Regions from separate parts of the Homo sapiens genome. Here region 2 is linked to region 1. A link is an interaction called in ENCODE POLR2A ChIA-PET data of the cell type or tissue named here. Cell type or tissue: Panc1. All regions are shown on one strand. Links, peaks and the distances in the headings refer to the core of each region. The heading gives the core; the rest is flanking DNA. Region 1 overlaps CCDC88A (coiled-coil domain containing 88A). Region 2 overlaps CFAP36 (cilia and flagella associated protein 36).

Region 1 (2,932 bases), core at 292-2,791:
TTGTACTTGAATTCAAGAGCAAAAGGTTTTTAATCTTGTAGGATATATGTTATTGCATTGTTGTTACTGAATATCTAGGTCTTTATAGATTCTGAAGATGACACTGTCACAGAAGCTTAGGAGAAAGGATTACCAATATAAAGATCTTGAAAAGAATGGAAAAGTTATATAAGTGCCTTCCATTTCTCAGTGTAATTCTAATAACTTGCTTTAACTTTCATAACAAACAGCAAAAATAATTACACTTCCAAGGATGGTGGCAAATTCAGTAACTTGCAATACTTAGCATTTATTCAGAATAAAACAAATCCATATAACTAGCATAAAGCAAGTATGTCTCTATAATGGGAGACTACCTATAAAACTACATCTTGTAAAGTACTAATATGCTTATTGTTGATAATAATGTTACTGATAAGAAATCTGGGCTTTACAAATGCTAAATAAGAGAAAAGATGTCCTATGGAACACAAAAGTCTTTTGAACAAAGAATATTTTAAATACTACCAATTTTCACTATAAAAAATTTTCTTTTCCCTTTTCTAATCAACATGTAAAATTTAACATACTAATTCTAAAGTGTCTTTATAAGATTAAAAGCCCAAGAATAGACAGACATAGAAACAGCAGCTTTTAAAATGAATCTTAACAAATTTTAATTTCAATTATTTGACACTGCACAATATGCCCTAGACTTAAGTTTTTATATGAATGCTACAAATCATTAATGTGTTTATAATTCAAGTAATATCTTTAATAAAAATTATGCATCTATTCTTTCAAAAGAAAATCAATGGAATAATACTAAGCTTGTCATCTTACCTCACTATCGTTTTGAATTACAAGCAGTGTTCCACTTTCTGCTGTTTCCATTTACTGCTTTGTAATCCATTCTAACAAAGACATATACCTCATTCCTCAAATAACACTTTCTGCCTATGTCACTATAGAATAAAGGCAAGAGTATATTTGTAGTTAACAGTGTGCCAAGTGTAAGAAACTATCTCTAAAGAGAAGACAATTTGTATAAAAGCAGGGTCCATCTATATTTGTTGATTTGTTCTTGCTTATTCTATGACTTTGAAGTATTTTAGGAGATAGACAAATAAACACACCACAAGCTTCATAAATAGCACGTAAAATTGTATATATGTCATTACCTCTTGAATATGTGCGGCAACCGCTGCTTTTGTATCAAAATCTAAACCTTGAATTCTTTCAATAAATTCCTCTTTTTTCTGACACTAAAATAAATGAATAAAATAGTTATTCATACTTTATAGGGTATGGTCCTTAAAATGTTATATATAACTAAAACTTTATGAGGTTTGCTATATTTTGAAAAGTATAGTAAGAGTTTTGTTTTGCATTTAAATTGTCCAACATACTTACCTAATAAACAACAATTTAGAAATAATTATTTTAAAAAGCAAGGCACTGAAAATCCATACTATTTTTATGCTGGAAAGTTCTAAAGTGGGAAACCATTACACAACCCATCTGAGGTTAGCACAATATTATTATGCTAACTTTACACACAGAGAAGTAAAGAATCAAGAACTTGTTTCAGTGAGGATAAGTTACTTGCCAAAAAACACAGTGAGTCAGTGGCAGAATTCGGAATACAGCCAAAATGCTCAGTCAGTCCCTGACTATTACCAAACAACACAGCCTTTCTTCTTGGAAAAAAAATTTAAGCAATTTTTACTTCAAGCTTACAATTCATTCTCACATCTTCATCCTATCAAGCTTAATAAAAGAAACCCACTTTTGTGGCCCAGTTCAACATTTATAACATAATCTAATAAATATTTGATTTGTTTCTAACAGAGCAAAGTTACCAGAGGCAAACTTAAAAAATATATACATGAGTACACACGTAACCAAATGGAATAAAGGGGGTAATTCTTTATTGTGTAACTTTTAAAAAGCTTTATATAAATTAAAAATATTAAAATGCAAAACAATCTTTTCCTTCCAGTCAGCATTAACAATTTAACATGCATTTTAATCTCCACCTTCACCTACATCTCTAATGCTGCAAACCAACTGCTAGTATCACTGTATTCTTACAGCTAACAAATGCAAAGTGCCTACAAAATAGACAGCACTGCCTTGTCTAACTTAGATGCATCTCCTGGGCCAATTACTGAACTACTAGTGAGGACAATATAGTCACAAAATTACAAACTAGCTCTTTGATCATGAAACTTATAAGGCTCTGATTTATGCTTTACGTGTTTATTTTATCAAACTGTAATGCTATATTTTCTACTACTATACAATTTAAATACACTTCCATCAATGCAGAAAGTTCTATATCTTGTAAACACAGAATTATTAGGATAATAAAATGGTTAAAACTAAATTACCAGAAATGTATAATTCCTAGCTGTGATTAGGAAGTCAGAGTTTTGGGTGGATGGAATAAAACTTAGTGGGTTTAAACTCAAGAATTTTTTTCTAGCAAATAATACTTGACAGGCCTTGTAAGAACAATTAAGAATTACGTTCTAATCATAAATTCATAGCATATATAACATAATTAACTTTTCAGGTATAGTAACATCAATTTTAAAATTTAACACTACCAAAATTGTTGACCTACACAGTTTCTGAACCTATCAGAACACAAAACAGCATAATTATTATCAAAGGTAATGACTATGACTCACCAAAGAGTTCCTTAATTCAACTGCCGTATCTTTCTCTGCCTTCAGTTTAGACTAAATAGATATACTTCCCTTTTCTAAGCCAGAGCCACTTGTTTTTTACTTGTACTATCTTTAGGAGCTCGTCCTTTAGCACAATCTCAACACAAATCAATGAAAATTTTCCCTTTACTCTTGTAACACACACGATTTCTACTAAATCTCACACCTTAATTTAACTCTTAGAAGCTAAGCATTCTCAAAATGTTTTATAAACAGGT
Region 2 (2,932 bases), core at 171-2,670, 170 kb after region 1:
TATTTAACGTTCTTTGTGAATTTGGTTAAAGAGGTTGCAGACGAGATACTGACCTGAAAGAGAGCGTATAGTCCTCAAGTTTCCGTGTAAAGCCTGGAACCCAGAGTAGAGAGCAAAACTCCTTGAGGGAGTAACTAGCCTTTGTGCATGACTGCAGCTTACAAGAGAGGTTCACATAACATTTGGTATTCTCTTCCATGCTTACAGTTGTATGGTATTTGTTAGTGAGAAGCTGAACTTGGAAAGATAATATTAAATTTCTTTTCCAATGAATTAAGTACAGCTAGAAAATAAGAGGTAGCCATTTTGTCCAGATATTTGGTCAGAAATCATATCTTTGAAATCAAAATTTATAGGAATCCTTGTAGGAAATACTAGTGGATGACCTTTTCAACATGTGGCAAATCTATTCTCAATATGAACTGATTTTCTATATAAGAAAACAAGTAATTCTGAAACAGAAATTATGGTCATGAATTCAGTTCATTTTATTATGGATTCCTATGGTTTTAAATAAATGTCCTTTTCTCAATTAAAAAAATATACTCTGTGAGGTAGATATTATAATCCTTGTTTTTCTTTTATCTTTTTTTTTTTTTTTTGAGTCAGAGTTTTGCTGTTGTTGCCCAGGCTAGAGTGCAATGGTGTGATCTCGGCTCACCATAACCTCCACTTCCTGGGTTCAAGTGATTCTCCTGCCTTAGCCTCCTGAGTAGCTGGGATTACAGGCAGGCACCACCACGCCCAGCTAATTTTATATATTTAGTAGAGATGGGGTTTCTACATGTTGGTCAGGCTGGTCTCGAACTCCCAACCTTAGGTGATCTGCTTGCCTTGGCCTCCCAAAGTGCTGGGATTACAGGCATGAGCCACTGTGCCTGGCTACTCTTATCTTTTTTAAAAAAATTATTTTTGTTGAGTCGGGTGTTGCTGTGTTGCCCAGGCTGGGTCTCAAACTCCTGGCCTCAAGTGATCCTCCTGCCTCAGCCTCCCAAAGCACTAGGATTATAGGCATGAGCCACTGTACCCATCCCTTCTTTTTTTTTTTTTTAAAGAAATTCAAGGAAGCTGAGCGACTTGTCCAAGATCACCGAACTCTTCAATGGTGAAATTATGACTTACCTTGGTCTTCTGACACTAAATATATTCTTCTAAACCTTAGTTTAGAAGAACTTCTATAATTGAGATTAGTGTGATGTTTACCCATTAATTTTTTAATGTAAGTTGGAGAACACCTTTCTTTAATATGCCTAATTTAAGCTGTTTTAGGTTCACAGTAAAATTGAGCAGAAGGTACAGAGATTTCCCCCATATAGTCCCTGCCCTAGTACATGCCTAGCCTCTCCCATTATCGACCCCCTCAAAAGTAGTACATTTGTTACGTTGGTGAACCTTCCTTGACACAACATTACCAACCAAAGAGCATAGTTTACATTAGGGTTCACTCTTGCTATTGTATATTCTGTGGATTTTGACAAATGTATGATGACATGCATTCACCATTATAGTATCATGTAGTATACAGTTTCATTGCCCTAAAAATTCTTTGTGCTCTGCCTATTCATCCTTCCCACCTCCTAGCCCATGGCAACCACTGATCTTTTACTGTTTCCACAGTTTTGCCTTTTCTAGAATGTCATATAGTTGAAATCATACAGTAGTACGTAGCCTTTTCAGATTGGCTTCTTTCACTTAGTAATAATCCATTTAAGATTTCTCCATGTCTTGTCATGGCTTTGTAGCTCATTTCTTTTTAGTGCTGAATAATATTCCATTGTCTGGATGTGCCACGGTTTGTTTATTCATTTATCTGCTGAAGAAAATCTTGGTTGCTTCCAAGTTTTGACAATTATGAATAAAGCTGCTATAAACATCAGTGTGCAGGTTTTTGTTTGGACATAGCTTTCAGCTCCTTTGGGTAAATACCAATGAGCATGATTGTTATATCTTACAGTAAGAGTATGTTTAGTTTTGTAAGAAAGTGCCAAACTGTGTTCTAAAGCGGCTATACCATTTTGCATTTCCATAGCAGTGAATGAGCGTTCTTGTTGCATCCTTGCCAGCATTTGGTGTTGTCAGTGTTCTGGATTTGGAGTATTCTAGTAGGTGTGTAGTGGTATCTCATTGTTGTTTTATTTGCATTTCCCTGATGACATGATGTGGAGCATCTTTTCATATGCTTGTCATCTATGTATCTTCTTTGGTGATGAGTCTGTTAAGGTTTTTGACCCATTATATTTGTTGGGTTGTTTGTTTTCTTTTTGTTAATTGGGTTCATTTTCTTATTGTTGAATTTTAAGTGTTCTTTGTATATTTTGAATAACAGTCCTTTATCAGATGTGTCTTCTGAAAATATTTTCTTCCAGTCTGTGGCTTGTCTTCTCATCCTCTTGATACTGTCTTTTACATAGCAGAAATTTTAATGAAGTTCAGCTTATTAATTATGTCTTTCATAGGGTGTGCCTTTGGTGTTGTATCAAAAAAGTCATCACCATACCCAAGGTCACCTAAATTTCCTCCTATGTTATCTTCTAGGATTTTTATAGTTTTACATTTTACATTTAGGTCTGTGATCTATTTTGAATTATTTTTTGTGAAGGGTGTAAAGTTTGTGTCTAGATTCATATTTTTTCTTTCAGATGTCCATTTTCCTTTCCTCACCGTATTGCCTTTGCTCCTTTGTCAAAGATAAATTGATTATATTTATGTGAGTTTATTTCTGGGCTCTCTATTATGTTCTGTTGATCTATTTCTCCATTCTTTTGCAAATACCACACTCTCTTGATTACTGTAGTTTGAAGTCTCCAAGTTGGGTAGTGTCAGTCCTCCAATTTTGTTCTTCAATATTGTGTTGGCTATTCTGGGTGTTTTGCCTCTCCATATAAATGTTAGAATCTGTTTGTCAGTATCCACAAAATAACTTGCTGAAATT

Evidence for each region. Peaks named below come from ENCODE experiments on the same cell type or tissue, not always from the same donor. Only the 100,000 strongest peaks of a DNase experiment are listed, where the experiment ranks them.
Region 2: POLR2A ChIA-PET joins it to region 1 with 8 read pairs; 2 of 35 experiments call an interaction of 5 or more read pairs at or near these places.

What each region holds. Positions count from the first base shown.
Region 1 is chr2:55,362,790-55,365,721 of GRCh38, forward strand. CCDC88A (coiled-coil domain containing 88A) reads right to left here. Exons shown (of 33, transcript NM_001365480.1): 6 at 1,161-1,244. Among named protein-coding and RNA genes, the nearest start is that of CCDC88A, 56 kb to the right of the region's middle. In Panc1, for the core only: no CTCF peak of the experiment used is centred there; a DNase peak (open chromatin) is centred at 1,582; H3K27ac peaks cover 791 bases.
Region 2 is chr2:55,537,710-55,540,641 of GRCh38, forward strand. The region is part of intron 7 of CFAP36 (cilia and flagella associated protein 36); the gene reads left to right. Among named protein-coding and RNA genes, the nearest start is that of CFAP36, 19 kb to the left of the region's middle. In Panc1, for the core only: no CTCF peak of the experiment used is centred there; no DNase peak of the experiment used is centred there.